2 separate regions of the Homo sapiens genome follow, and region 2 is linked to region 1. The links are chromatin loops, found by intact Hi-C in ENCODE. Cell type or tissue: GM12878. All regions are shown on one strand. Each heading gives the region's core, and the rest is flanking DNA. Links, peaks and the distances in the headings are about the cores only.

The links. Hi-C counts contacts between places; a loop is a spot of excess contacts. Peaks named below come from ENCODE experiments on the same cell type or tissue, not always from the same donor. Only the 100,000 strongest peaks of a DNase experiment are listed, where the experiment ranks them.
Region 2: it touches region 1 in a loop (2.1-fold over the local background); 3 of 110 quality-filtered maps call a loop at or near these places.

Annotation. Positions count from the first base shown.
Region 1 is chr11:96,248,730-96,259,193 of GRCh38, reverse strand. The region is part of intron 1 of MAML2 (mastermind like transcriptional coactivator 2); the gene reads left to right. Among named protein-coding and RNA genes, the nearest start is that of MIR1260B, 87 kb to the left of the region's middle. RefSeq lists enhancers at 349-398, 439-528. In GM12878, for the core only: no CTCF peak of the experiment used is centred there; a DNase peak (open chromatin) is centred at 4,913; H3K4me3 peaks cover 1,699 bases; H3K27ac peaks cover 2,192 bases.
Region 2 is chr11:96,180,625-96,191,088 of GRCh38, reverse strand. The region is part of intron 1 of MAML2 (mastermind like transcriptional coactivator 2); the gene reads left to right. Among named protein-coding and RNA genes, the nearest start is that of MIR1260B, 160 kb to the left of the region's middle. RefSeq lists enhancers at 3,170-3,229, 9,281-10,173, 10,174-10,464. In GM12878, for the core only: no CTCF peak of the experiment used is centred there; a DNase peak (open chromatin) is centred at 5,768; H3K27ac peaks cover 1,617 bases.

The DNA of each region.
Region 1 (10,464 bases), core at 3,661-6,160:
TTAGAAAATTGAAAAGACATGCAGATAAGCCATTAGGAAGAAGAGTCTGTGGTTGTTAAGCAGAGTTACCTAAAGAAGGAACTTCAAGATACAAGTTTAAAGCAACACTCTGTAATTATTTGTATTATAGTATAAGGTTGTTAAGTTTGTCTTCACCCTTTGAAAGAGTTCTGAACAGAGTTAGTGTTTTCGTAAAAAATCTCAGGGCCTACAAAAAATGCCATTTGGCCTCCACAATAAGTTGCTCCCACCCAGAAAGTCCTCTCCCTTCTACAGCTTCCTGTATAAAAGGCTGGGATACCAACATCTGCCTGAAGCAAAAACACATGTATTTTAACCAAATAAATAAAAAGGAACAAAAGTCTGAGTACATCATGCTGCTCATAGTCTTACTGGCTGACTCCCATTGGCTCTCTCACTGTTGTTATAATTTCGTTTATGCCCTAGGCAGATGGGCCTCTCTGCTCATAGGTGATTTAGAATCTGCTGATAGTGGCTGGAATGAAGCATGGAGGATCTGGCAACTTCTAAGCACACTGGCTTAGACCACTGTATTCTTGGGCTTTGATGTTTACTCCATATATGATTCCCATCAATGGTGATACCTGGGCCATTGTCCAGTGGGTGAATGTGATTTTCTTCTTTGGAGAAGCCCATTGCAAATCACAGCTAATAGGGACCCTAATGAGGACGTTCACCTCCCAGCTCCTCTGTGCCAGGGCAGTGGATAACAACAGGATGTGGGTTTTAAACACATGTAAGCTTCTTCAAGCTGCCTCTTTCAGTTTCATTCTTTTTTTAAGGCACTAGAAAATATAATCCACATACTTGAAACAAACATTTTTTCTTGCTGCTAATGTTTTTTGTCGTAGTTTTCTCCCATGTCAGGAGTGGATTCCACTCTGATTAGTACCAAGATATATTAATTGGTACAATATGTAAATGAAAACATGGGATATTTACAAGGTAGGCAGAAGATGATATATGCTTATAAGTTTCACTTTCAGTAAATATGAAAATGTATTTTATTCATCCTCCATGGTTGTTGTTAAAGCCACTCTGCTATACCTTGGACTTAGCAAATGATTTTGATGAATAGGACCAAAAGATGTCAAGAGCCACAAACCTATCACGGTAAAAATTAAAGGCATTTAGTTCCAAATTAATTTATTTAAAAAGAAGTTGTAATATTTGAACAGGCCATAAAATTAGGATCAAGTAAGCAAATCTGTAGGCATTTTATCAGAGACAGGAGCAATGAGAGACTGCAGGAAATAGAAGGGAATCAGACTTTTATTCTTTATAAAGTTGTTATTCCAGTCCTCACCATCCCCTTTGCTCCTCTTCCCAATTCATTATTTTCCTTTCTGTTACTAGTAAGTCCTTCTCGTCTCTCCTCTTCTTCCCATCACCCCCAGGATACACAGTAAAGAGAGAATACCAGAAATGGGCAGCACTGGTGAGCAAAGAAATATTATAGAGGTTTTTTTTTCATTCCAAGTTTTAAGTTGTCCTTGTGCATGAAATATGCACATGATAAAAAGGGGGTTGCCATCAATGCATATTGTCTTGAAAAGCCAAGGGCTCTTTTTCGGTTTTTCTCTATAATGAAGACTGTTAGACTGTGGACTCTATAATTATGCTCACTGAACAAATACCTTGAAAGGGAAGTAATTCCAAGTCATGTATCAAAGATTCAATTTGACATGTATTTACTAAATGCCTAACATGCCTATGCATTTTGTTTATTCATTTATAGTAACAAGATATAGTGAGTTCATATTCTGTGCCAGCACTGTGCTCAGTATTGAAAAATTGGAGTCACAAGATTCCCACTTTCAAGAACTTACAGTCCAATGGAGGAGAAAGAAGTATGAAAGGATCAATTGCAGGGTGACAAGAGAGTGTTCCAATAGTGCAGATCCAGAGCTGTGATTTTAAAAAGATGATGCAAACCAGTTATCTCTTGCTTCATGGAGTGGATGGGCTACAGGAAATTTGACAATAAAACAAAGCTTAAATAAATTGCAACATTTGTCTACAACTCTACTGTAAAATTGGAAATGCTTTTCCACAGAAAAACCTCTCAAAATGCTGAATGCAAAAGTTGGGATCACAGAAACATTGTGCCTATTTTTGGTCTGCTGGAAACTGTATTTTTACAAGGTAATCCCTGTTTTCAATATAGTTCCTGTCTTGCCACTGGCGGTTTTCTTGTAGCATTTTTCTAGTTCTGAGATTGCTACTACCCAAAGTATTCATTTCTTTCTTACTGGGGTGTCCTCTGTCTTCACAGCCTGCTTCTGGATTGTAGGTTTTTTCCTTTCTTTCTGTTGAGATATTTATGGCATTTGATAGAGTCAAACCAGATGTATTGCAGCCGGACATACTTATGTGGCTTCAGATGTGTAAAATAAGTAACTTCCTATCTTTGTCTGTCTAGCTCAAGAGTTGACTGTGGACGAGGAATGCCTGTATTGATTCATTAATGTAATAACTATTTACTGACTGCCTACCATGTACAACCAGAAACACAGTTCCTAACCTCATGAACTTACCATGTAACATGGGAAGACAAGCACTAAGTTCTTATTTGTTTGTAATTGTGATAAGGCTCAGAGAACAAATACAGATTCCTATGAACCCATGTATAGGGGGAAATATTTAGGTTCCATTTAATACTGACATGGCTAAGTATCTCAGTATTTAAGCTGAGATCTGAAGGATAATTAGAAGATTCCTCAGGCAGAGGGAAGAGCAAAGGCTGTGTGTGGGGCAGGAAGAAATGTGGTCGTTTGAGGAACTTCGAGATCAGCGTGGCCACTGATGTGCTGCAGTGTAGCAAAGAGAGCAAAAGAAAGAGAGAAACAGGGAGGAATGGAATTCAGCTCACGGGCTCTGGAATCAGAGTTTCAAGTTGGAATCCTGACTTCCTAGCTGTATCGGTTAAGAATTTTTTTTTGTGGCATCCAAAGAACAGAAAGCCTACCTTACTGAGGTTCATATAAAAAGGGGAAATTGGCCAGGTGCGGTGGGTCACACCTGTAATCCCACTACTTTGGGAGGCCGAGGCGGGTGGATCACCTGAGGTCAGGAGTTCGAGACCAGCCTGGCCACAGTGGTGAAACCCCGTCTCTACTAAAAATACAGAAATTAGCTGGGTGTGGTGGCGGGCGCTTGTAATCCCAGCTACTCGGGAAGCTGAGGGAGGAGAATCGCTTGAACCCGGGAGGCAGAGGTTGCAGTAAGCCAAGATCGCGCCATTGCACTTCAGCCTGGGCAACAAGAGCAAAACTCTGTCTCAAAAAAAAAAAAAAAAAAAAAAAAAGGCGGTGGGGGGAAATTATCTCCACAAAACAAAAAGTCCGACAATAAGCAATAAGCTGTCCAGGGCTGATACAGGGCATGATGAGGTCATCACAGATCCAGGTTCTTTCTGTCTTCTGCTCTGCATTCGTAGCCTGTGGCTTTGTCATTCCCTCATCTGGAAATGGCGGCTGCAGCCCCAGGCACAATGGCCCGTTGAGGAAGAAGGGGGACGATGTGCAGTGTCAGGTTATTTTATCAGGAAAGTTCAAAGCTTCTCAGAAATCTTCTGTTGGAATTCTACCTGGGTGTCATAGGCCAGAACACAACCCAAATAACCAGGAAAAATGTGAAAGTGAGAAAATAGATCGTCCACCCCTAACAATGGAGGCAGCAAGTGAGAGGGGATTGGGAATGTGTGTTGATTTCCTCAACAGTGTTTGACATAACCACTTTCTAGCTTTATAATCTTAGGCAAGTAACTCAACTTCCCAGTTCCTCTTCTGTAAAATGGGGATAACACCTGAAAAGGTTGTTACAAGATTCACTGAAATAGTTTCTATGCTCAGTCAGTAATCAGCATTCAATCAATATGAGCTCTAACATGATGCTTGACAGTTATGCAACGAACAGTTCATGAAGAGCTTTGTAAGCCATATTGATAATTTTGTCTTTATCCTTAGCACAGTGAGAAGGTATTAAAGGATTTTATGCAGGGAAGTGACATGATCATATTTGTGTTTTCAAAAGAGCCCTCAGGCTGGGTGTGGTAACTTGCGCCTGTAATCCCAGCACTCTGGGAGGCCATGGCAGGCGGTGGGCGGATCGCTTGAGCCCAGGAGTTCCGGACCAGCATGGGCAACTTGGGGAAACCCCACCTCTAAAAAAAAAATGCCAAAAAAATTTTAGCTGGGTGTGGTGGCACTCGCCTGTAGTCCCAGCTGCTCGGGAGGCTGAGGTGAGAGAATCACCTGAGCCTGGGAGAGGCTGTAGTCAGCTGTGATTGCGCCATGCACTCCAGCCTGGGTGACACAGTGAGACCCTGTCTCAAAAAATAAATAAAAAATAAAAAAAGGAGCCCTCAATTTATCCTCTGCCTCTGACAAATATATTCCATTTTGTTACATTGCAAAAATTTCAGCACATTGCTTTGCTTACCCATCTTTGCTCTGGAACGACTTTTAATTCTTCTTTTGGCAATCTTGGTTGTTTTGAGATGTGTGAAATTAGAATCATATGCAGGTGTTTGAGTTCTTTTGATTTTGCTTTTTAAAAGAGTTTTTTTTTTGTTTTGTTTTGTTTTGTTTTTAGAATGGGGCAATGTAAAGCCAGAATATCAACGTCCTTTTGTCAAGATTTTCAAACCTATTTGGCTGATAGTACACTTACAAGAATAGGTAAAAAAGATCCCAAAGATTTTACTTCACTTACTTGAACTACTAGCCCTACTATTAAGAGCCACAGCAAGCTTACATGTTCAAAAAAAAAAAAAAAAAGAGCTGCAACATTCCTTTCGCACTCCCACTCGCCCCTGAGGTTCTTCCACTTCCTTCCTATGGCTTTTTTTAGAAGCGAGTGTGTTTTTCTCACGTCCGGCAACAAAGGATGTTTTGTGCTACTACTGAGGTTTGTGTGTGTGACTTACTTTAGAACTCTTTCTAGAAAATGCGATTACTATTTGCATAGGTCTGGTAGAACTTTGTATTGAGTGAAAGTCTCCGATGACTGTTTTTGTTTTTGTGTAGATTTGCCACTGCTTAACATCAAATCACTTTCCCCTGTGTGTTTTAAAATACCTCTAATAGGACCTGTCAAAATTCTCCCAGAAGTCTCACAAATTCTTACCTTTAAAGAAAGTGTAAGTGATACCTTCAGTGTATTGTATTTATTCTTATATACCTTTGCAAAGACTTCTCATCACTTCCTTAAATATGTCTGATAGTGCCATAATGAGAAGGGGACATGGTAATTAACCATCAACTTTGGTTTTCATGGAGAAAATCTATCTGGAGCAGTCACAGTATCCTATGCTGGAGCTATCAGATGCCTTGACATTAGATGTTTCCATCTAATTGTAATTCTCTGAGCAAGGAGACAAGGTGGGATAAACAGAATTCTCAGATGGCTGAGAATTATACCCTAAATCCTGGGAGAGAATTTACCTTTCCATTGTCAGATAATATGAATCATTTAAAACATGTGCTGGAACAGCTTTGCCTTTTCTTGAGGAAAATGGGGTTTCTCTCTCAAAGAGAAAGATAAATGCGCCTCAGAAGATTTTAGTGGTCGATCTCTGTCAGTGTACTACCAGCAAAAATCCCAGCAATCAATATTACAAAGAGGCAGCACTCACTTGAGTACAGAAGTAACAACATTAGCTGCTTCGTAAACAAGATGGCATGGGAGATATTCTGTTTTGAGTAAATGACAAGTCCTACAGTCTAGATAGGAAGATTTCTCCTCCATATGGATTTTGTGATTTCGTCTTGTGTTGAGTAAGGAAGGGGAGCTTGGATTCCAAGATCAATTTAATGTCTATATTCCTTGGCATTGTCATGTTAGAGCAGCACATCTCAGATGGCTTTCAATAGTTATTTTAGCATTGATTTTCCTCTACTAGAGTAAATCAAAAGATGATTTAGAAAATCAAAGTCAGTTTTCCTTGGAGTTTTCTCAGAATAAAGGGAAGCTGTGGTGTTGAAGGGTTTTTTTGGCTCCTATTTACATATGATGCAAAATCAATCTGTGTGAATCTCTTTCCTCTGTTGAGCTCTACTATAGGCTCTACTATATGCAGAGCCTTGGGTATTTCTGTGCGAGGGGGATTATGCAAAAGAATTTTAAGGCATGCCACTTGACTTTGTGAAACCAAGTATTTGTTTAAAGAGACACGATATTATAGTGGGAGGCTGTTTTGTGAGAACCCACACTTTCATGTCAGCACCCTGAGATGGGATCCCATTACGCCCTTTAACCAGGCAAGGGACTTTATGCAGTTCTTCGTCAGGAAAATGGAGACAATTAAACTGCTTTTCTCATAGGTTGTTGTGTAAAAGGCAGCAAGATGTGGCTGTGTAAGAACATGACTGAAGCCAGACTGCTTATGCTTAAAACCTAGGTGAGCTGTTTACACCTGATATGACCTTGGACAAGTCTCATCTAACTTCTCTTGCCTCAGGTGCCTCATCTGAAGATAGCAGTGATGTTAGTGTCTGCCTCCTGCCTCATAAGCCTGTCATGTTGAGACCATCCTGGCCAACATGGTGAAACCCCGTCTCTACTAAACATACAAAAATTAGCCAGGCATGGTGACACGCGCCTGTAGTCCCAGCTACTTGGGAGGCTGAGGCAGGAGAATTGTTTGAACCCGGGAGGCAGAAGTTGCAGTGAGCAGAGATCGCTCCACTGCACTCCAGCCTCGTGACAGAGCGAGACTCCAGGTCAAAAAAAAAAAAAAAAAAAGAGTTAGTCAAGGTAAAGCGCTGAGAACAATGCCTTGCACAAAACATCACATAAGGGTTTGCTTTCATTATTGTGAGGATTAGATATAATGCATGTGAAATACTTGACACATGTAGAAGGTAACTATTCACTGTTATTTATATAGAGAACTCAGCAAAATGTGTAGTACATTTTCAGAACTTAATGTTGGTTGACTTCATTTTCTATTGTACATGTCTGTGTGTGTGTGGGGTGTGTGTGTGTGTGTGTGTAGAGAGAGAGAAGCACATATTTCCCAACAGCATAACGAGTGTAATTTTATGGGAAAAAGTATTTAGACCCAATTGGAAATTAGCCAGGCCATACAACCAGGAGTGTCTTTGCTACTCCGTCTGGTGTTGAAAGGGTTTGTATTGACTGGGCGCGGTGGCTCATGCCTGTAATCCCAGCACTTTGGGAGGCTGAGGCGGGCAGATCATGAGGTCAGGAGATCAAGACCATCCTGGCTAACATGGTGAAACCCCGTCTCTACTAAAAATACAAAAAAATTAGCTGTGCGTGGTGGCCGGCGCCTGTAGTCCCAGCTACTCGGGAGGCTGAGGCAGGAGAATGGCGTGAACCTGGGAGGCGGAGGTTGCAGTGAGCCAAGATCGCGTCACTGCACTCCAGCCTGGGTGACAGAGTGAGACTCCGTCTCAAAAAAAAAAAAAAAAGGGTTTGTATTTGTGGGCCTCTTTTTTTCTGTTGATGCTTCTCCAACATTCCACCATGGATGGAACCTCTAACACCTCATAACATGTTTGGAAAATTAAAAGGGATAATCACTGCTTATTATTCCTACTACCATAGAAGGTTAAAACATACCTGTCTTTTGGGCTTAGCTAGAACTCTAAATTTAGTAATCCTACTTACTACTAATAACAATACAGGCAGTTTCCAGAGTTTCCAATTTACTTACATAAGTTCTGTCTTCCAAAATTCAGTTATAAAACAAGAATTTGAATCTCACAATACACTTTCCCATAAAAAATGTTATAAGACATAATTAAAACTCAGGCCTACCTATCTAATTATCCCAATACCTTAGAGAAAAAAAATGGTACCGTAGATCACCAATCATGTGTGATTCATAGCACATGCTGTGAATTCTAGCTACAGAGATATCTGAAACACAGCTACCTCCATGAAAATTCTAGGGATGAGAGGCCTCATGCCTGTACTCTACCATCTTTAGTAAAAGACAACATTTTGCGGGACATGATTTTCACTGGGTAACTTCAGCCTCAGTTTTTGGGCAACATCAATGGCAGAAGAGAATGAGGGATGGCGGGGTGGAAACAGTTATTGTTATGTGTATGTAATTGTAAAGACTACTTTATTGCTAGCGATATAAAATTGCTAAAAACTTTGGCATTTGTTTTATTGCTCCCTCTTCTCCCTCACCCCTTACCATCACTCCACAAATCAACCAAAGCCAATGTCCTAAGGGATACTTTCAGTTGTTTCAATTATAGTTCTTCCTGCAGGTCCTCCAAGTATGAAATTAAGAGGCTTTCAAGATGGAGAAATCCTCTTTTTGCAATATGAAGAAAAGAGTTTGTAATGTCATTATCACCAAATAAGTTACTATTAATCCTGAATCAAGTCGTATTTAATTGTTTTGCCAGTCCAAAAAGCCTCCCTATTTAGTCTGTATGCAAGGACAGCCTGGCAGAGAAATTGAACACTTGTCATTTTAAAATGTGTCTATCACTTAATGCTTTACACAGAAGAGAAGGTGATAGTAGCTTCCTTCATGCTCCAGAGCTGCTGGTGTGACATCAATATATTCATTCATTCAAAATTTACTGAGCTTTCACTATGGACCAAGCACTACTCTTCTAACTGCTAGATATAAAGGGATAGGGAGATATTTATTAAATGATACAAAATTACAGCTAGATAGGAGGAATAAATTCTAGTGTTCTTTAGCACTGTAGGATGACTATAGCAAACAATAATATATTGTTTCAACTAGCTAGAAGGCGGATAGTGTATGTTCCCAACACAAATAAATGATAAATGTTTGAAATGATGGATGTGCTAATTATCTTGATCAGAGCACTATGATTATATGTATTGAAACATCACTATGTACCTCATGAATATGTACATTTTTTTCAATTTAAAAAATAAAATTTTAAGAATAAAAAATTTTTAAATTTTAAACATTTTTTTAAATAAAAAAGAAAAGCAGATAATTTGTCTACCAAGCCTAGATGGATGTATACTCATAAACAGGTAATACTGTAGTGTGCCATAGGGTGATAAGTGCCATGGAGGGGATTAATTTCATGCAGAGCGGGCCTGCAGGAAGTAAAGGAGCGAGCCGTGAAACTGTCTGGATAACGAGTTCTCAGGTAGAGGGAATAGCAAGTGCAAAGTCTCTGAGCGAATTGCAGGGAGGCTCTAGCAGGACCAGAGTAAACTAGGTGGGAGTGATGGGAGATGAGTTCTGAGAGGTAGCAGGAACACCTTGTAGGGCTCTGTAGACCAATACGAAGATTTGGTCTTATTCTAAGTAAGACAGGCAGCAAAGTGTTTTAAGCAGAAGTATAAGAAGATCTAGCTCATTTTTATAGGCTTACTCTGGGTCTACATTGTATGGAGATATGTTGCATAGTTTATTGCATAGTTGCACAAGTTGGAAGTGATGGTTGCTTGGAGCTAGTTACTAGCTACTAGCAAGCTAGTAGCAGTAAAAGTGGGGAAAAGTGTGGATTTTAGATATATTTTAAAGTCAGAGCCAAGAGTAGTGCCAATACGTTGGATGTAGGGTGTCAAAGAAAGAACTGAACCAAGGATCACTCAAAATGTGTGACTCGTGCAGCTAGAACTGCCATTTATTGAGCTGGAGGGATATTGTTGGAGTGTCATTTTTGGTTACTGAGGAAAGAAGAGGCGAGAGAACTGAAGTTTCATTTTGGACATTTTAGTTTGACATGCCTATTAGACATCCAAGCGGAGAGGCCAAGTAGTCAGGGGAATAAGTAAGCTGGAATTCATGCGCAAGGGCTGGCTTAAAAGTGTACATTTATGTATTTAAGGCTAGAAGGCTGAAAGAAAACACCTGGAGCAGAAGTATAGCTAAAGAAAAGAAGAGGCGTTTGAACAGAGTGCTAACACTCCAATATCTAGAGGTCGGAAAGATGAAGTGGAAGCAGAAAGGAGACAGAGGAGAAGTGAGGGAGAGAACATAAGAGAAAATAGTGCCCCAAAAGGCTAGTGAAGAAAGAACTTAAGAAGGAGGAAGAGTTTATTTGTCAGATAAAGAGTTTGTTGTCAAATACTGCCAATAAATTAGTTAAGCTGAAGACTGTAATTGATCACTGAGTCAGGTGAAAGTCATTGGTGACTTTCAATCAGTGGTGTCCTGGTAAACTGGCTCTCTGAAAAGCAGTGACAACAGCAAAATCCTGATTTGTAGTGTTTACTAAATTTCCCTGTGGAAATATTCCCATCATAGTCAATTTCCAGCTACAAACAGTTTAACAACCAGCTTGCAAAGTTCTTGAATATTTAACAATTAGCTTCTGCTAGTTGCGCCACACACCACCTTAACAGGAGCCATTTTGTAGGAGTGGTGGAGATTGGAGTAGATCCATAAGAAATGAAATGAGAATTGGAGACAGTGAGTACAGACATTTTTAAGGAGTTCTAGTATAAAGAAATAAGGTG
Region 2 (10,464 bases), core at 4,831-7,330, 69 kb after region 1:
TTTCTGCATCTATAGCCTGGTATTTCCTCTGAACAGGTATCAGTTTGGCAATCCTCCTTCTAAAAGGGGGTACACAAAACTGAATGCTATGTTGCCAATATGGTGTGACAAGAAGAGATTAGAGAAAGACTAACCTTATAAATGCAACCTCAGATTACATTAATTGTTTTGGCAGCTACATTGATTGACTAGTATTGAAATTACTGTCAGCTAAAACTCCCTGTACCCCATTGTCTCTTTCACAATAGGCCCTCAGTAAAAATTTGATAACTTGAGTTACATTAAATGTTTTTACACATGAGACCCCCTGCTAGATCACTTCTCTCCAATTCTGCTCATTTTGTACAACTGATATTTTATGTCCATGAAGAGGGATTTACATTTATCCCCGTTAAATGTCATCTCTTTAGGGCTGGCTCATAGTTTCAGTTTGTTGAGATCATTTCTATCCTGATTGTTACCCCAAATATTTTTATTGGCCCCAGTTCCAGGTAATTGATAAATTTATTCTGCATGCGTTCATAAATTTCACTAAGTCATCAACACAAAGTCTTCTGTAAGACTGGGAGACATCAGCTCCCTGCCTTACCATAAGTGACCTGTGGTTTGTCATTCTTTCATGGATTGGCTGTAGATATGGATGTATAACTCATTACAAATCCATCTAAAAGAGGTGGCTAGTAACATCATGGATTCTGTGGGCCAGTAAACCTTGATTTCAAAATTTCATTCTTCCCCTCATTAACCTTCCCTGGGACAAGTTCATTAAACTTTCTCATGAACAGATCCCCTCATCTGCAACAGTACTTCCTTTCTAGGGCTGTTGGGTGGATTAAATGAGGTAATGCCTAAGAAGTCTGGATCAGTGCCTAACACATGTATATCCACCATCAATCTCTCCCCAAAAACCTCACCTCACATCAAATGTCCACATTTTGTATACTAGGATATTGCAGACTCCATGTTCATCACTAAAACTAAAAATTCAGTGCTCTATTAACATGTCTTCATCCATGTTGGCTTTTAAAGTTTCCTCTTAACAAATTTTCAGTGTGAAATCATTCCTTGAAAAAGGGAGTAAAAAAATAGGAATTAAGATTTTTTTTATCTTTGTGTCATCTAGTGACACCTACTTTTAACTTCAGCCATATACAATCCTAGATTCTTTGGCTCTGAACTTTAGAAGAAAAATTCTTTTAGTCCTCTTCAATATTTTAGAATAATAAATTAAGCCAACTGAATAAAAATATAAGTATCCCAGTTCCAGTTTTTAAAGCTATTTCCTCTTGTGATGGATTCTTTTCTGAATGAAGAATTAGCTTCCCACAGATGTTCCTGAATATTTCAGCAAGGACACCTACAATCAGATCTAAACAACCAAAACAAAATGCCCAACAAACAAAGTAGCAAGTAGATTTCACATTCTAATAGCTTATGTTGTATGTCCACAGAATGAATATAATGAAACATGACATGAATGAGTAAATCTGTCAGAAGAAAAACAGATTTGCTGTTGCAAATTAACTAGTAGTGCTGCAGTTTCAAAGCTGTAGATTTTCAGTTACCTGAAATTAGTCATAGTGGTAAGAGACTACTTTTCTTTCTAGTCTATCCCGCAATAGTGTTTAAGCTTATTTCAGGTATTTCAAATGGAGAATTCAAAGCATCCACTTTAAATGAGTCTTAAAAGTCTATTCTCTTCTAGGAGTAACTATTGGTATGTAAAAACACTACATTAATACATAAAGATTTCCTAGGAAGTAAATTATAAGCACGAAACTTGTGCCATACAAAATGGCTACTTGTTTAAAAAATTGTTCAGAGAAGTCAGATTAGGTCCTATTGGCTATAATTGGATAATGGAAATCCATTTTATATGCATTACCAAACTCTCATCAAATCATACCTCAAGGCACCAAGAGGCAAATCACCTCTTGTATTAAACTAGATATGGCCGGTGAATAATGGGTGCAGAGGTGGTCATTTCCATGAGTGGAACCAGATATAGAAAAAAAAAAACAAAACAGTTTCTAGCATTGAGCTAGAAGCTTCTCTTTACTAATAAGATGTGACTGAATTCCAGGAATATTTGTTCAGTTAAAAGAGTAATGGTTTCTCCTCAGTGGCTCTTTGGACATTTGAAATCTTTTGCTTATTTGTTTAGCAGAATTTTTTTTTTAATGTTGAACAAATGCACAGCAGCTTTGGTGGTGCTCTGACCAGCCCCATAGAATGCTGCCTCAAAAGTTTTTCCTGTGACACTTCCTTTCAGAGATGTTTCACATGTGCTTTTTTCCTTCTGCCCACACTCTGTGTTCACCACCAACTTTCCATTGTCAGTCCCCTCCCACACACAATTTCACTCTCTCATACACTCCCTGAATCTTACAGCAGCTCAAACTACCACTCACGTTTTCATTACATTATGGGAAAGGAAAAAAAAAAACTGACTTCCTCAAAAAGGACATAAAGTTCATTTTTTAAAGGACTTAACGTTTTCAAAAAGATTTTCTTTTGTAAGATCTCCTCATTCCTGCCTGTTGTACTTGCCATAATAGGGACATACAGGCTTTCTCTTTGCTTGTGGGACCCCCAAGCCATTTTTCTCTGTTGACTGGTTTTCTCATCAGAAGTTCTTAATTATGAGTCAATAAAATAATACTCTACAGTCACAGCCCCAGGGAAGGGAAGGATTGCTTAAGTATCTAGGTTATTCAGGGAAGGATGGGGGTAGAGAGAGATGTGTTGGCTTTCCATTTTCTATTCAAGCAAAAGCAGTTTTAAAATCTGAAATTAGAAAGGTTATAGGAACTGCTTAAATCAGACTTTCATGTCTGTGTTATAAGCTTCCAACTTGGGAAAGCTTAAGAAAAAGAAACCTAAGGTTTCAAACATGTGCTTGTTTCAAAGCACAAACTTGGCGACTTCTCACATTGCTTTCACTAAACCTAAGAGTTCTCATACAAGTGAGGTCTGTTTTCATCACTTTCCAGCAAAGATTAAATAGCAGGGTGCTGTAGTGATGATTCTGGTTACTGAGATTTCATTGCCAAGTCAGAAACATCAGAGGGACAACTCCATTTAACCATAGGCCAAAGATACCTCTGCCACATGAAGGCCAGGCCAAATGCCAGCCGAATGAATCAGTATGCACAGTGCTGGAGTCAGAAGCAGACACCTCTTCTGGAGTGCTTAGTCCATAGACTGGAGTGAAAAATATCAGAGCAGAGGAGAAGAACAGTAATAGGTGGACATTCCTAAACACGACAGTTATTTAAAACTTTTTTTTTTTTTTTGAGACAGAGTTTCACTCTGTCGCCAGGCTGGAGTGCAGTGGCACGATCTCGGCTCACTGCAACCTCTGCCTCCCTGGTTCAAGCGATTCTCCTGCCTCAGCCTCCCGAGTAGCTGGGGTTCCAGTCACATGCCACCATGCCCAGCTAATTTTTGTATTTTTACTAGAGATGTTGGCCAAGATGGTCTCCATCTTCTGACCTTGTGATCCACCACCCTCGGCCTCCCAAAGTGCTGGCATTACAGGCGTGAGCCACCGCACCCGGCCTGTTTAAAACTTCTTACTCACTTTGGATAAATGATGCTGGGAGTTCAAGCATTTACTTCCAAGACAACCTGGGATAGGATCAGCAGTGATTCCTTAAGTGAAGCTACGTTTATACCTCAATTCTTTTGTTTATTCATTCATCTGTTTAAAATAAAATATTTCTAGAATACCTACTAAGTGTCAAGAAAATACCAAATATATTTCTTTTGGCATCTAGGTAATGAGTTAATTTGAAAGTCTGAGAAAACCAGCAATCTGGAATAACAGTGGCTTTTATTAATCATCTGCTATGTGCCACATTTTATATGTTATCTCATTTAGCTATCACACTTAGCTTCTAAAAAAGATGGGGAGAAAGTATCCAAATGAATGTGCAGAGACAACTTGATTCACAGAGGTAAGAAAGACCCCTCAGACACCCACTGAAGATACTGGGAATTTCAAATAAGGTTAAAGGTACATTACTCAGGGCACCAGGAATGTTCAAAAAATGGACCACAGTTCAGTAGCAAGGAAGCCTCTAGGCACTATTCACATTTGTTTGAGTCACAATTTTAAAATGAGTGAAACTTGTGTCTTTGAATTCAGTATCATTTACCAAATCATACTGTGCTTGTGATATTTGTGCATATGGTAGCCTCTGTGTAAAAAGCTTCTCTCTATGAGATACACTGGCTAATAGTTGTTAAGGGGCCCGGCTCTAAAGCCAGGGGCTATTGGGTTCAAACTGCCACTCTAACACTCACCTACTATGTAGCCTTGAGAAAGTGATTTCAAGCTCTCTCTATCGGTTTCTCATCTGTAAAATGAGGATAATGCTACTTCCTACATAGTGGAGTTGTGAAAATAAAATGCATGTGAGTTACTTAACATAGTAGCCAACATTCACAAAATAATTATCATTGCATCTGCCCCTCTTTTCATCACATTTTTTTTTGAGACGGATTCTCACTCTTGTTGCCCAGGCTGGAGTGCAATGGCACAATCTCAGCTCACCGCAACCTCCACCTCCCGGGTTCAAGAGATTCTCCTGTCTCAGCCTCCTGAGTAGCTGGGATTATAGGCATGCACCACCACGCTTGGCTAATTTTGTATTTTTAGTAGAGACAAGGTTTCTCCATGTTGGTCAGGCTGATCTCAAACTCCCGACCTCAGGTGATCCGCCCACCGTGGCCTCCCAAAGTGCTGGGATTACAGGCGTGAGCCACTGCACCCGGCCTTCATCCCACTTTTATAGTACACTTTTGTGTATCTGTTCTTTCTAGGGACTCAAAAAAGTACTTTGATTCTCCTGTGATTTGATAGGCAATTTGTAAAAGCTAATATTTAATTCATTTAGGAGCAAAACCTAATTATGCTTTATTGCTGTATAATTTCCTCTAGTGTGCAGGTATGTGATGCAGCTTATTAAAGTAAGAAAGTAAACTATGCTGTCTATCAGAATGGGAGAATTTGTGGGTTCTATACACTTGGGGTCCTCAAACTGTAAGGTGTAAATAAATCCTAGGTCTCGTTAAAATGCAGATTCTGACCCAGTAGGTCTGGGGAGGGGCTGGGAGTCTGTATTTGAAAGGTGCTTTCTGTTGGTACCTATGCTGTGGATCTGTGCACCACGCATTGATGCTATACATATTACATTAAACTGTGCCTCATCTGGATTGTGGCACAAGGTAAAATAGATGCAGGCTATCAAGGCTGAGAAAAATGTATAAAAACAAAGACCAGAAGACTGGAGGGCCCAAAAGAGGTGATGCATACACAAGGTTCTAAAGCCCAAGTCTGGACTCCATATGCACATTCAAATTTGAGGAACACTGAGCAGTAACATGCAAATCACCTGAGAATCTTGCTTAATCAGCTTCTCATTCAGCAGGTCTGGGGGAGAGGCTGAGAGTCAGCATTTCTTGCAAGTTCCCAGGTGATGCCAGTCTGCGGCCCACATGTTCATCTAGACCCCAAACTAGTAGCAATGTGTGTGGACAAGGCTGGGTAACAGGCATGAACAATCCTCCAGTCATGAGTAATTTCCTTGAGAGCAGTTGTTTTCTGTGGAAGACCCAGCGCTCAGCCTCCATGAACATGGTCGAGCCTCCCTGGAAAACACTGCCCTCCTATGCTAGCACCTGTGAAAACATATTGGAAACAGGCTATAAAGAGAGAAAAACCTACAGTGTGACACCTGGTCAGCCCACAGCTGTGCAACTGAGAGAAAGCAGACTGGTTTTAACACTTCACTGCTCCTTTTCTAGAAAGGCAGTTCCACCAAAGTCCTGTTATTTCTGACAACTGCGTGTAACCAAAAGTCCCTGAGGTGGTTGTAACACAGATGGAGTTTTGTCCTGAGTTTTGTCACTACGATAAGGAGCTCCACTGAGAGCAGCTCAGCCTCGGTGGACCATTTCTCACTCATACATCTCATAGATTTCTTTAAATCAGAGCACTCAAAGTCTTTATGTAGTGGATTTTGGGTGCCAATTGGATGAATAAAATCTAAACAGTATGAGGAAGGAACTCTTAAGTTTCTTCATTTCTTCCTATGATAGTTCTTCTGAGAGGGAGAAAAATCACAAACCCTCCCCAAATGACTTAGTGCCCAAGAGCGAATCCTAGACAAATTTAAAAAACATTTTTTGGGCTGGGCGCAGTGGCTCACGCCTGTAATCCCAGCACTTTGGGAGGCCGAGGTCTCACTTTTGGATCACGAGGTCAGGAGGTCGAGAACATCCTGGCTAACACGGTGAAACCCCGTCTCTACTAAGAATACAAAAAATTAGACAGGTGTGGCGGTGGGCGCCTGTAGTCCCAGCTCCTCGAGAGGCTGAGGCAGGAGAATGGCGTGAACCTGGGAGGCGGAGCTAGCAGTGAGCCCAGACAGCGCCACCGCACTCCAGCCTGGGAAACAGAGTGAGACTCATCTCAAAAAAAAAAAAAAAAAGTAAAATGACTATATTCAGAGTTGCTTGCATTCCATTTGGAATTTGAATAATCCATAGGCTCTGAATTATAAAGGGTTGAAATCGCCACCTTTACCATTGTTCATGCATTATTTTTATTTATTTATTTATTTATTTATTTATTTATTTATTTGAGATGGAGTCTCGCTCTGTCACCCAGGCTGGAGTGCAGTGGCATGATCTCGGCTCACTGAAACTTCTGCCTCCTGGGTTCAAGTGATTCTCCTGCCTCAGCCTCCTGAGTAGCTGGGATTACAGGTATGTGCCACCACGCCCACTAATTTTTACGTTTTTAGTAGAGACAGGGTTTCACCATGATGGTCAGGCTGGTCTCGAACTCCTGACCTCGTGATCTGCCCACCTCAGCATCCCAAAGTGCTGGGATTACAGGCGTGAGCCGCCGTGCCCAGCTTTATGCGTTTTTTTCTAATGTTGCTTTTTAGGGCTTTGCTTGGCCTGACCCAGTGACAAGAGATGTAGTGCTGCCCGGGAGTACCATCCTCAAAGGACAGAACTGAGTGCATAATCTCTCCCTGTTCAGTAGAGTGCAAATGCAAACTTTTGGCCTCCACATATTTGAGGTAGCTTTTCCATAGTTGGTCCAAAACAAACCTGCAGATTTATTTCTGAGTCCCACATCTAATTCTAGTAAATGTACTGGGTATGCTCATTTCAATTAGATAATATATTAGTAAAAAGTTCAGTAGGAAGGTAGGAAAAGCATGCTTATTAGGTTATAGAAATAGAGAAAAACAGTCATGTAAAAATGCAAAGTTGGGAGTATGTGGAACTCTGTAATTTCTTCACAATTTTGCAGTAAACCTAAGACTGCTCTGAAACATAAAGTAATAATAAAAGAAATGGGCTGGGTGTGGTGGCTTATGCTTATAATCCTAGCACTTTGGGAGGCTGAGGCGGGAGGATCATTTGAGCTCAGGAGTTTGAGACCAGTCTGGGCAACACAGGGAGATCCCCCTGTTGCTACAAAGATTTGAAAAAAAAAAAAATCTAGCTGGGTGTGGTGGCATGTGCCTGTGGTCCCAGTTATCAGGAGGCTGAGGTGAGAGGGATTACTTGTGCCCAGGAGGTCAAGGCTGCAGTGAGCTGTGATTGTGCCACTGTACTCCAGCCCTGGCAACAGAGAGAGAACCCTTGTCTCAAAAGAAAGGGGGGGGGGGGAGGAACGGAGGAAGGGAAGGAGGAAGGAAGAGAGAAAGAGAGGAAGAAAAAAGAAATAAAAAATCTAAAATTCATGACTTTGGAAAATATAAGCAAATATGCTGAATATAGAACATGTATAGACATGATGTTCAAGGCCAGGTGCAGTGACTCGTGCCTGTAATCCCAGCGCGTTGGGAGGCCGAGGCGGGTGGATCACTTGAGGTGAGGAGTTCAAAACCAGCCTGGCCAACATGATGTAACCCTGTCTCTACTAAAAATACAAAAAATTAGCCAGGCGTCGTGGTACACGCCTGTAGTCCCAGCTACTTGGGAGGCTGAGGCAGGAGAATCACTTGAACCTGGGAGGCAGAGGTTGCAGTGAGCTGAGATCATGCCACTGCACTCCAGCCTGGTGACAGAGCAAGACTCTGTCTCAAAAAAAAAAAAAAAAAAAGAAAAGAAAGGATGTCCAAGAAGAAGAGCTTCCAAAAGTTTTCTATTGCTACATCATAATTAACGGGTATGATAGCGACAACAAAAAAAAACTCTGTTCCTCTAGTGGATGGTAAGGAGATCTCCATCCCATTCCTTCTCCAGCGAGAGCAAACATCTTGACAAGGAGCATGTTGAAATGAAAAGAACAATTTGCTTAGAGTGAGACCTGAGTTTGAATCTCAGGTATGCCCTCTTACTAGCTGTGTGGACTTGTGCAAGCTACTTAACTACTTTGATCTTAAACTTTCTCATCTATAAAACAGTAATAAGGACATACACATGATGGCATTATTATGGGGATTAAATAAAATATTGTTAATGAAAACACTAGCCAGTCTGTGCTTAGCTAATGTTTGTTGAATTTAACCTGCTTCTAGTAGCAATACCCTGCCTTTGTGCTTTAATTCTACATCTAGTAGCAATACCCTGCTTTTGTAGTTTAATTCTATGATGAGGGAAATCATGTCAATCAGATGAGAGGTCAATTTGTGGGGAAGGAAACCAGGGAAGACATGAAACCTGTTGGTACATAGGCAAGTGCCTAGCGATCTGCCTGATACACAGTAAGCCCTAAATAGATATTTGTTGAATGCGTAAGGCTCTGGACTAGGAGTACCTAAAATTTCATATAGTTGGTTGTTTTTATCCTCAGACCCATTGTTTCGATATTTGTAGAACATTACATTTTCCAAAGTGCTTTTATACCTATTTAACAAAGCAAACAAACCAAAACCTGGGAGGCAGGTAAGGCAGACCTTATATTCAATTTTATAGAAATTAAAACGGAGGCACGCAGAGAATCACACAAGAAACTTCAGCAAAGGAGTAGGACTAAAGCTCAGGTCTTTGAATTTACAATCCATTTTCCACCACGTCTTTTGAAAATTAGTTTGTCTTTTTTCCTCATACCTACTGCAAATGAAAAAGTAATTCTAACATTTAAGGGAGCCAAGATGAGACATAAAACTGAGTTTAGGAAATTTACAATAAAAGGGAAGATTTTCGCTGAATTAGATAGTGGTTGTGATATTATATAAAGAAAAAAATGGCTGAGGACAAATGTAGAAAAGAATTGATCAGTGATCGTGCATTTCACTAAAGCGTTCTATTGCTTTAGTGAAGCATACTCAGTATCTTCAGTATCAGTAGAAAAGATACTCAGTATCTTTTCAGTTTGGGATATGATGGTCACTGATGGCCATCAGCATTCATTGCCCAGTGTGTGAGGCCACTATGGATGAGTGTTGACTATTAATGACCATTCTTCTATATGATGTCAGCTCTCCTTGACACTTGGCCAAAAGCTGTAATTTTTTTGCATCTTAGGAGCTTATTCTCAACGTTGTAAAGACTTGAAGGGGGTGGGAGGGCAAGGAGAAAAGAAAGTAAAGGAAGATTTTCCTATTAATAGAAAGTTTTTTGGTTATTAATATAGTTGCACAAAGTATACTGCTGATGTTTGCATAGGTTCAAAAGAAAGGCAGAGATTTTAAGTTATTGTGAAGGAGAAAAAAATAGTCTCGATCTGGAGAGCCAACTCCCAATTATCCTCTCATGAAGCATTGCAGAGATAAGACAAGTAGTAGCTAAGCAGCTCCTGCCTTATAGGGTCACCAGTATTTAACCACTAGACTTGTACTTTTTCTGGAGGTGTGTCTGCCTTCTTCTTAGGTGAAATTTGTAACATAGTGGAGGTACTGTCAGGCCTCTGAGCCCAAACCAAGCCATCACATCCCCTGTGACTTGCACGTATACGCCCAGTGGCCTGAAGTAACTGAAGAATCACAAAAGAAGTGAATATGCCCTGCCCCACCTTAACTGATGATATTACACCACAAAAGAAGTGTAAATGGCCGGTCCTTGCCTTAACTGATGACATTACCTTGTGAAAGTCCTTTTCCTGGCTCATCCTGGCTCAGAAAGCACCCCCACTGAGCACCTTGCGACCCCCACTCCTGCCCACTGAGCACCTTGTGACCCCCACTCCTACCCGCCAGAGAACAAACCCCCTTTGACTGTAATTTTCCTTTACCTATACAAATCCTATAAAACGGCCCCACCCTTATCTCCCTTCGCTGACTCTTTTCGGACTCAGCCCGCCTGTACCCAGGTGAAATAAACAGCTTTATTGCTCACACAAAGCCTGTTTGGTGGTCTCTTCACACGGACACACATGAAGGTACCAGTTCCTATAACTGCATAACAAATTGCCCCAAAACCTACTGGTTTCAAGCAATGACAACATCTGTTTTGCCCTTGAGCCTATAATTTGAGCAGGAGTCAGTCCAGATT